2 separate regions of the Homo sapiens genome follow, and region 1 is linked to region 2. A link is an interaction called in ENCODE POLR2A ChIA-PET data of the cell type or tissue named here. Cell type or tissue: MCF 10A. All regions are shown on one strand. Links, peaks and the distances in the headings refer to the core of each region. The heading gives the core; the rest is flanking DNA.

Region 1 (5,383 bases), core at 263-5,262, 140 kb before region 2:
AAGCATTTGCTGTTACTACATCTTCCTACAATACCTAAACGTCTGGCTCCCTCTTTCATTTTGTACATGAGGACATGGAGAAGGAGAGTTTCAAGGTCTGTCTGCTGCCTGGCCTGGCGGGGACCCTTCCTTGCCAGCACCCCCTGTTCTCCCAGGGCAGCTCTGTGCTGAGTCAGCACCCACCCAGCAGCTGTGTGGGAATTCTTTCCCTACCACTCCATTTCACACAAATGTCCTTGGGTCCCCAGGTAGGGCCAATGACAAGAACAGAATCTGAGGTTGATTCAGGTCCTGTTTGAACATTGACATCCCTCCTCCCCCTCTGCTTACCTGGAGCTATTTTCACCTTTTCACCCTGGGCGGGTGGTGTATGGTCTGGGATGTTGCTGGAAACCCAGCTGGTCTGTGACGTCTGAGAGACAAGGACGGCTACCTCAGCTGTCATTAACAGCAGAACACTTCTAATTGACTAGATTCAAAACTACTCCTTCCCCAGGGTTTTGATAATTCCTCCCACCAATTATAGCACTTTACTCAGATTAACTAATTAATCCTCACCATATACCCCAGAGACAAAATTAAAGATAATTCTTTCATAACTGTAAAGCACCTTTTATCTAAGGATTACTAACACTGATGCATTTGTCTCCCATGACAACATCACAAGTTTCAGAGATGACAAGGAAAATCTTCATTACCATTTCAAGAACTGGGAACAAAGAAAAATCCCGTTCCAGGACGCAAAGGAGGAGATGCGGGTAGCTGAACAGAAACTTTTGAAGATTACCATGGGAATACACCTGTGAACTTCCAGGTGGGGCTATGTCTGCATCGGGTCAGTTTTCTTTATGTTGTTTACAATTTCCAGGGATCATGTCCACGATAAAGAACAAGAGCTGGTTCACAGGCTACTGAAACATATGCCTGACTTCCTAAAGAACCTTCTGTTTTCTACTTGCCCACTCGTCTCCATCACGCTGTTGCCCTGTTGTCTCTATTTGCCAAAGTTCTGTTTGTGATCTAGATGAAATGAAGCTGATAGCCAAAAGCTACAGGAAGGAGAGAACCTGAAAAAGACATTATAAACTGAGAATCCTTAAAGAGGAGAGTGGGAGAGGCAGGGTGGAGAATGGGAGAGAGGAAGGGAAAGAAGTCAGTCTGTCAAAGTTCTGGAATCCTCATTTGGGGTAAACGAAGGGAAAAGAGGGGTCTGCGCTCTGTGGCCCAATATTAGGTTTGCTATGATTTCTTTGTAATTCCCTTGGCAGCAGATTAATTTTACTTGACTTGGCAGCATAGGCAACTGCTACTGAGCTGCAGCCAAGGCTGGGAACTATATCATTGTGCATTATACCATGGGTGCTTCATAAAGGGGGATCTCAAAAACACTCAGGGAGGCACAAATGGTCATTTTGGATACACTTCTTTCATTTGGCCAAGCAGTTGCATTTGTTCTAAGATTATTAGTGCAAACAACATGGCTGGGTGCTGGTAGTGATTTGCTGGTTTCTCTTCATGGCTGACAGCTATGACTGGAGCTCAGCACCCTGGACCTTCAGGATCTGGTGCTGGTGAGTTTGCTGCAGCCAACAAGCAGCTTGACAGGAGCTTTCTCCAGGCCTCTTGGGAATAGGAGTGTTAGAAGGAAAAGCTCTTGATCAACTTCAAATTAAAGAAAGAGAAGTGAACAAATAAGTAAAAATAAACTTTACACTTTCTAGGGATTTAAAATGGGATCGTAGGTCCATGATCTCATTTGAGCCTCATGACAAGCAGATGAGGCTGCACAGTGAATGAACGCCTCTTATTTTGCCAGCCCAGTATCCCTTTCTTTTGGATACTGACTTTTCCCCCATTGTGTTCTGGTGGGGCTGCCAGTCACAGGACAGTCCCACCTCTCGGATCCCTTCCCTCCCTGACCCGCAACGTTGGGCATATGGCTCCGGCTAGGCCACTGAATTCTTTTTGCTGGGGATTAGAATCTTAAGGAGAGATGCCCTGGGAGAGAAAGATGTTGGAGTTGTGTGTAGAGAATGTTCAGCTCTTCCTTCCATTCTGTGAGTTATTTTAGTTTCCTTCCAGTAAAATTGCCTGAGTTCATGTGGGCTCCTGTCTACCAAAGAAACCCAAATTATAAACACCCCTTAGTTTCCAATTGCCAGGTGTTAAGCCCAGGTCCTCTTATCCCAAGTCAGTGACTCTTCATGATACTAGGTAAATGCAAAGTCGCATGGGAAATTTAAGGAAGGAAAGAGAGAGAACTGAGAAGTTGAGCAATGCTAGCAGTGAAGCTTTTTTTTTTTTTTTAAAGAAGCCAAACATCTTTCCCAATGGCGTCATGTCAGGATTCATCCCTGGGAATGCAATTCATTTTTAATGGCAGTTGTGTGAGTTGGCATGTACCCAAGTTCGCCCACAGCCGACATGGTCAGGCCAAGCCTCTTTTTAGTTTTATTCTTGTTATGCTTTCGTAGGATGTGTGTTTGCTGGTAGGCTGATTCTTAAGTATATTTACCTACAAGTGTGTCTTTGTGTTTTCTCAACTCTGTTGATTTGGCAAACAATCAAAAGTAGCTGGTGCAGTTCAGATGGAGAGGGAGGGAGGTTGGTGGGTGTGGTTAGCAAAAATTTAGCAGCAGGTAAAATTTTGGCAGGCAGGAGAAATCTTTTCAGGTAGCATATATGCTAAAACATATGACTTTGCTTTTTACTGGTTCATATCAAATAAAATTCCAGATTCTGTGCTTATGAATATACATGAATTCTATGTTAAAGGCACAAGGCTCTCTCTCCCTTTTGAGGCTGTTCTGGTACTTTCTGCAGTGGCATGAAATTAAGTGTGGAAGATCTCTTTTGTGAGAGGGTTCTCTTCTAGGTAAAACTAAGAGGTACCAAACTGCTGAACTATTAGCCTATTTAGATCATTTCCAGCCGAGGACTTACATCCTAAAGGAAGTCAGAGGTAATCTTAAGGCTTTTGGAATTTCTCATACATGATGGTTGAATGATTGAGTGAATGAATAAATGGGATAAAGAGTGAGAGGAAGCCTAAAAGCCTAGAATGCTGGAACTAAAAGGGAACCTGGTGGTCACCCAATACAACCCTGCACTAGTTATTCATAGCTGCATAACAGGTCACTTCAAATTTCAGTAGCTCAAAACAACAATAATCATTTACTATTTCTCTCATGGTTTCTTTGGGTCAGGAGTTCAGAGCAACTTGGCTGGATAGTCCTGTGTCGGGGACTCTTATATGGTTGCAGTCATATGTCAGCTGGGCTGCGGTCATCTGAAGGCTTGACTGGGGCTGGGAGCTCTGATTCCCAGGTGGTTCACTCATATAGCTGACCAGTTGGCATGGGCTGTTGGTGGGAAGTTTCAGCTCCTCTCCATGTGGGCCTCTTCATAGGGCCTCTTCATAGAGCTGCGAGTGTCCTTCAGTGTGGCAGACAGCTTTCCCTTGGGCAAGTGATGCAAGAGAACAAGCCAGAAGCTGCAATGTCTTTTATGACCCAGTGTTGGATGTCACATACCATCACTTAAGCAGCCTTCTATTGTTCAGGCAGCCCTGGTATGATGCGGGAGGGAACTACACAGGGTGCGAACACCAAGCCAGGATCACCAGGACTATCTTGGAGGCTGACTACCACGATCCCTTCTCTTTCTTTTTCTTCCAGTTTTATTGAGGTATAATTAACAAACAAAATTGTGTCTATTTAAGGTGTACAATGTGATGACTTGATAAGTGTATATATTTTGAAATATATATTTTGAAATGATTACTACAGTCAAGTTAGTTAGCACATCTATCATTCACATAGTTATTATTTTTGCGTGCGTGGTGAGAACATTTAAGAGCAACTCTCTTAGCAAATTTCAAGTATACAATACAATATTATTAATTATAGTCACAATGCTGTACATGAGATCCCCAGAACATATTCATCTTATAACTGATAGTTTGTACCTTTTGACCAACATGTCCCCATTCCCCCTACCTTCTATGAGTTCTCCGTGAGTTTGACTCTTTTAGATTATAAATATAAATGAGATCATGCAATATTTGTCTTTCTCTGACTTATTTCACTTAGCATAATGCCTTCCATCTCATCCACGTTGTTACAAATGATAGGATTTCCTTCTTTTTTATGGCAGAATAATGTTTTCATGACATAAGTATATCATGGAACATAATATTTTAAGACAGATAAAAAGGATAAAGAGATAAAATAGACACATATATACTCACCACCCTGTTCAAGAAATAAAAGAGTATCAATTCTGTTGACACCCCCCCACAACACTCCATATACCTGCCCTGATTGCATCTCCCTCTTCCTCCATCCCTTTATCCTTAGGAAAATTCATGTTCTGAATTTTGTGTTTAGGCTGCTATGCATTCTTTTATACTTCCACTACAAGTTTATGTATCTCTAAATATATGTGGTGTTGTTTGGCATATTTTGAAACTTTCTGTATGGCATCATCCTGTATGATTCTTTTGCAACCTACTGTTTTTATTCAGAACTATATCTGTGATATCCATCTATGCTAATCTGTATAGCTCTAATGTGTTTTTTATTTATATTTTTATGTTTCAAAGACAAGGTCTCACTCTGTAGCCCAGGCTGGAGTGCAGCAGTGCAATCATAGCTCACTGAAGCCTCAAACTCCTAAGCTCAAGCAATCCTCCTTCGTCAGCCTCCCAAGTAGCTGGGACTACAAGCTAATTCATTTATTTTAATGACTATACAAGTGGTCCCCAACTTACAGTGGTTTGACTTAGGATATTTTAATTCAGGATGGTATGAAGGCAAAATATACATTCATTATGCTCCTCGACTTACGATGAAGTTACATCTAGTCAAACCCATCACAAATTGAGAATATCGTAAGTTGAAAATGCACTCTTATATTTTCAACCCAGTAATGGGTTTATCAAGATGTAATCCCATCATAAGTTGAGAAGCATCTGTATAGTATTTCATTGTATGAACAAATAATTTGTTTATCCATTCTCCAGCTGATGGACATTCAGGTTGCATATAATTGTTGTTGCAATTACACACAATAATTACTATAAGTGTTCTTTCTTGTAAGCTCTCCTTGTACCCTGGTACAAGAGTTTTTCTAGGGTATAGGTCTAAATGTGGAATGGATGGATCATATGATATGCACAGCTTCAGTTTTACTCAGTCGTGTCAGTTTGTTTTCCAAGATGGTTGCACTCATTTATACAACTACCAGTAGTGATGGAATTCCATTGCTCTTGATTCTAGTAATGTTAAACTAAAAATTTCATGCAAAGCTGATGGATATGAAATGGTATCTATTTATGGTTTTAATTTGCTTTTCCCTATTAATGAGGCTCAGCATTTTTTTC
Region 2 (5,383 bases), core at 170-5,169:
TCCTGCAGGCTGAGTGGACAGGAGGGCGTTGACTGGGTGTGTGTGATACAGGGTGGAAGCCAGCTCCGAGAACGCAGCAGGAGAGCCAAGGCTGTGCTTCCTGTTCCTGCTGGCCTGGTTGATTTGTCTTTGTAATCCTAGTCAATGCATCCAGCGTCTCAGTGCATATATTGAATAAAAAATGACGAATGGCCTTGTTGAATTGTCAGGAGTGTAGAAAATGAGGCTCAATCAGCACTTTGGGTTCTAAAATACTGTCGTTTTTCAATCTCTTCTTTCAAGATTATTGGTATAGACCTTGAGGGAAATCTGAGTTCAAAAGGAAATAGAATATCTTTGGAATTTTGCAAAAGTGTGAGTCATCAGGACTTGAGCATACATTCCCCTGGTGTGCTGCAAATCAGATATGAAACATCTTCCTGAGGTGGCATGGTGGTGGTATAAAAGCTTCATTATAGTACAGAATGAAGTGTGTACTTATATAAAACACAAGTCTTCGAAGACATTGCAAGCTTTTGGTGGTTGCTTTGCACTGTGCCTCTGTACATGTTCACCTGCCTCTGTCATTCAGTGCTTTTGTGAAAATGGCTGGGAAGCATTGACCAGCTCAACCTTTTCTCTCTAGAAGGAAGACTGAGACCCAGAAAAGTCAAGTGACAGCTAGTCAGTGGTAATGTGGGCCCTGAAACCTAGCTGCCCAGTGCCCAGTCCACCTGATGGTATGCCATACACATCTTCCGTTTGGTGAAATAGCCCATTCTTGGAGTTAAACTTGTGCCACATAAATCTTGCCCTTAATAGAACAGTATCTTGGGTTTTTAAATGTCCCCTACATAGTGGGCTGGGAGAGATAGAAAATACAGCCACTGTCACCCCTTCCCCTGCTTACTAGGGCACTCCAAATGACCATAGCACATTTTTTCAGTGGAGTCTCAGAATTCTTCAGGTCAACATTGGTCAGCCTTCACTGTTGTGTGGGTGTTTGCAAATAAGACAGCACCTGTTTGCCCTCCTGGCCTTGCTAAATCCCGTGCATATGGAAGGCACCCTATAAATGTATGCCTGATGGATATGAGTCCTGTTGGTTTGTGAGCTTCTTAAGAACAAGGCTGACATCTTGTTCAGTTTTGGTTCAAATCTAATACATAGAAATGGATATTCAGTAGGTATTTGTTGAACTCTTTGATTCCCCAAATACACTAAAGGCTTTTAGAGAACAGGAACCAGGGTAAACATTTCTTTAGAATGATCTTTTACATGCTGGTACTTTGAAAAAAAATTGTGGTAAAATATACATAACATAAAATTTATTTTAACCATTTTAAAGTGTATGATTCAGTATTGTTAAGTATATTCACATCATTTCTTGCCCGGAAATGATGTTGTTTCATATTATGAGGCCATAAAGTATTGATAAGCTAAACAAACTTTAACTCAATATATGATTGTGCTGTATCATTTAGTACTATATTCTAATGTGTATTAGTGGCAATGAAATTTAAAGTTTAACATATTTATGGTACAAGTTGAAATTTAGTCTCTTAGCTTATTATGTGTTTTTCCAATCCGGTTAAGGACTGCTATGAGTTGAATTCAGCAGTTGTATACCTGGCACCAACAGCCTTTGAGAAACCAAGTAATTTAAGTTTTTAATTGAGTAACAGAAAATTGCAACTAATAAAATGCCTGGCTATATTAGCTTATTTGTCATTTATATGTTGTTAGTACTCCTTAACTCTTGGTAGCTTTAAGATGAAACCAAGAGTGGTTTCAGTTGCATTCTGTGTTCTGATTGAAGCTGAGGCTTGATTTGTGGCTTGAAGTTTGAAAGGAAGTGCCTGTTTGTTCAGGGAACACCAATTGGACTAACAGCTGTCCTCTGTATTAAGGCCATCTTTAGCTTGTCTTGCAAATACTTTCCTTGTTCACTAATCCCTTCTCCCCACCCTGCTTCCTTTAGACCCATGTTAATCTATTACCTGGGAGCAGCTCTAGATTCTTGAGTTGGTAATGACTAATTTCTCCGTTGCTCTCATCCTGTTGAGTTTAATAGGCTCTCTTTTTTCTTACTGATGTTTTCATGATGAGATTTCTAATAAGTTATTTGGGAGCTATCAGAATAGAAACTAATAAATATTATCTATCTATTAGCTGTCAGAATAAAAGCTTACTGAGGGTCCTGAACTGTGAGGCCACTGAAGGCAGGGGTTTGGGTCTGATTTATCTGTGTTTGCCTAGAGCTTTAACAGAGCCTGACACTTGTAACTCTTAAAAATATGCTTTAAAATAAATCTAAACTCAGGCATGGTGGCTCATGCCAGTGATCCCAGCACTTTGGAAGGCTGAGGTGGGAGGAAGGCCTGAGCCTAGGAACTCAAGGTGAGAGTGAGCTATGATTGTGTCACTGCACTCCAGCCTGGGTAACAGAGTGGAGACGCTGTCTCTTTAAAAAAAAAAAAAAAAAAAAAAAAAAAAAAAAAAAATCAAACCTCAGTGCATAAGACACAGGTGTTTTCATCTGTGAACGAGAGTAGACACATTCTAGTAATACCCAATGTTTTTGTGAATTTCTTTACAATTGAAACTATTTTCCACTTGTAGAAGTTGGGAAGGAACTTGGGGAATGGCCTGGAAAGGTAGACCACCATCCTCATTTCATAGAACAAGAAATGGAGACCTAGGATTTGTCATAGTCCTGCAGCCAGCTACAGACAGAGCTGTGCCTACAATTCCCTTCTTGTCCTGAGTTGTTTCTGCTTCATTTCCCACTAGAACCCCATCCCGCCCTCACCCCTAAGCAGAGGTCCAGCTAGCTAATGTGTCTGTTTTTATAAAATGCCACCAGAAGCTTAAGTACGTCGGTTCGTGTCCCATCAAACTTGTCCAGATCTCTTTCTCATCATAGAGAGGTACCATCCTGAGTTGCTCAGATGATAAACATTTCTCCATTAGAAACTAGGCTCGGATTTGCCTGTGGCCACAAATCCAGAAGCAGCTGTGTGTTCCCCATGTTTCTCACCAACCCCTGCGTCATGTTTCTGAATAAGGAGTCCTGGTTACCGCCACACCCCTCATTCATTGCTTTAGATTAGATGAAAGGCGAGGTGCCTGACTCAGGCCACTGACTCACTCTGCTTGGGTGAACCCAGCTCCTCCCGGTAGGAAGTGATTGCCCCAGGCAGGTTGAGGAGTGCCCACAGCATCCAGGACTAAAGCATTTGGACCCTGCAGCTATTTATAAACAGCACTTTACAGTGCTTTCAGTCTGAATATTGGGACTCCCCTAGAAAGGACAGATTCAGTCCTTTCTGAAAGGAGGATAGACGAAGGGTGAGGAGTTCTTGTTGGATGTATTTTCATAGCTGAAAGGTTCCCCTGAATGCTGTCAGTGCCATGGATGTTCATAGGGAAGGTTAGAGTTCCTGTCTCTGATGTCATTCATTTTATGCTGCAGCTCACTTGACTGTGGGACTCCCTAGGAAAGCTTATCTACCTTTTCAGCTGTTGCACCTCTTTTCTTCCATGTAGTTTGCCCTCTGCCTTACATTCACTCTTCATTGTAATGCCCCAGTTGCCAGCACAGTGCCTGGCGCACAGTAGGTACGTGTTTGTGAGCTTGCTTTACTGATGTGTTGTCATGCCTCTGGAACGGGCTGTAAAAATCAATCTTTGACTCTTTGCCAGCAACTGCCCACATAAAGAGAGCATGTGTGAGCTTGTTTTATGCAATTACAAGGTTTGCTTCATGACTTGTGGGCGCTGATTTTTTTTTTTTAACCTCACTATCTCCATCATTTTCTCTGCAAGATTTTCAGTGACCCTCGTGTCCATGGACTGACCTCCATTTTTAAAATTTCATTTTTAATTTATTTTTGAATAGGTAGTACAGTCACATGGTACAAATATTAAAACTACAAAGATGGAATGAAAGTCAGCCTCCCACCCTTGATCTCTGGGCATCCTATTCTTCCTGGAGGCAACCATTGTTTTACCAGCTTACTGTGAATCTTTCAGAGCTACCTATACATTTACAAGCAAATATGTACATAGATTTTTTTTACCCATTTGCCATGTAGATTCTTTTGCACCTTGCTCTTTTTCTCTTGGTATGTTTTAATGCCTGTTCAATCTTGTAAATAAAGAGCTTCCTTATTATTTTTAATCTCTGCATAATACTCAGTTTCGAGGATGAACTATGATTTATTTAACCAGTCTGGGTATTCAGATAATTTCTAATCCTTCGCCGTTAAAAGCAGTGCTGCAGTGAAGAACTTTATGCTTCCCTCATTTCACCTTAAATGAATTAATTTAAGGTGAATTAATTAATTCCTAGTGCAGAGTGGCCTGGCCGGCGTTGTTGTTTTAATGGTCACGGCTGATTCTGGAGGAGTGGCTGCCCTCATTCCTTTCTATCCTAACCATCTGATAGGACCACAGGCTACGCTATCAGTGGGTTTAGTAGAGTCTTTTCAACAATCGAGTTTCCAGCCTTATGCCCAAGCTGTTGGATCCCTGAAGGCTTCAATGTTTGTGTCCTAGCTGTACTTTATGCTTGTTAAAATGTATGTGTTAAAATTAGAATGGCTTGTTGGAATGTGTAAGATTGCGTATAGTGTTTCATGTTTTATCACTGTGTTGAGTTTACAAAGTTACTTGATGTTATTTCTTTTTTCTTTTTTGAGGCAGGGTCTCACGCTTTCGCCCAGGCTGGAGTACGAGTGGTGCACTCACGGGTTACTGCAGCCTCAACCTCCTGGGCTCAGGTGATCCTCCCGCCTCGGCCTCCCGAGTACCTGGGACTACTGGCATGCACTACCACGCCTGGCTAATCTTTGTATTTTTTGTAAATATGAGGTTTCACCATGTTGTTCAGGCTGGTCTCAAATTCCTGGGCTCAAGTGATCCTCCCACCTTGGCCCCCAAAGTTCTGGGATTACAGGAGTGAGCCACCATGCCTGGCCCATCGTTTCATTTGATCCTTGCAACACCCTATGAGAATATTTAGATAGAACGATTTCACAGATAATCCATAGTGATACTCAGCTAACGGGTGGTACTGCCAAGACTTGAACCCACCATTCTTGTAACTTCCTTGATATCTCTAATTATGGTTTTGGTCTGCCAGTTTGTTATGGAGCAGAAAAGAAGATGTAAGCTTTCTGGAGGTAGTAGCTGCTACAGGCATACACTATATTATCTCAGCAATAGCAAGTCCAAGTAGGACTGATTCAGTATACACAAAGAAGTATTAGTTGCTAAAATATTGAAATAACTTTCATTCTGGTTGGTGCACGTTGAGTATCCCAAATATGAACAACCAAAATCTGAAATGCTCCAAAGCTGGAAACTTTTTGAGTGTTTTTGAGTGCCTGCCAACATGACA

The links. ChIA-PET counts read pairs that join two places held together with the same protein. Peaks named below come from ENCODE experiments on the same cell type or tissue, not always from the same donor. Only the 100,000 strongest peaks of a DNase experiment are listed, where the experiment ranks them.
Region 1: POLR2A ChIA-PET joins it to region 2 with 12 read pairs; 2 of 35 experiments call an interaction of 5 or more read pairs at or near these places.

Annotation. Positions count from the first base shown.
Region 1 is chr2:172,297,530-172,302,912 of GRCh38, forward strand. LOC107985960 (a long non-coding RNA gene) reads left to right here. Exons shown (of 6, transcript XR_001739773.3): 3 at 668-814. Among named protein-coding and RNA genes, the nearest start is that of ITGA6, 130 kb to the right of the region's middle. In MCF 10A, for the core only: no CTCF peak of the experiment used is centred there; a DNase peak (open chromatin) is centred at 2,352.
Region 2 is chr2:172,439,113-172,444,495 of GRCh38, forward strand. All of the region lies in intron 1 of ITGA6 (integrin subunit alpha 6), which reads left to right. Among named protein-coding and RNA genes, the nearest start is that of ITGA6, 14 kb to the left of the region's middle. In MCF 10A, for the core only: no CTCF peak of the experiment used is centred there; DNase peaks (open chromatin) are centred at 349, 3,089 and 3,649.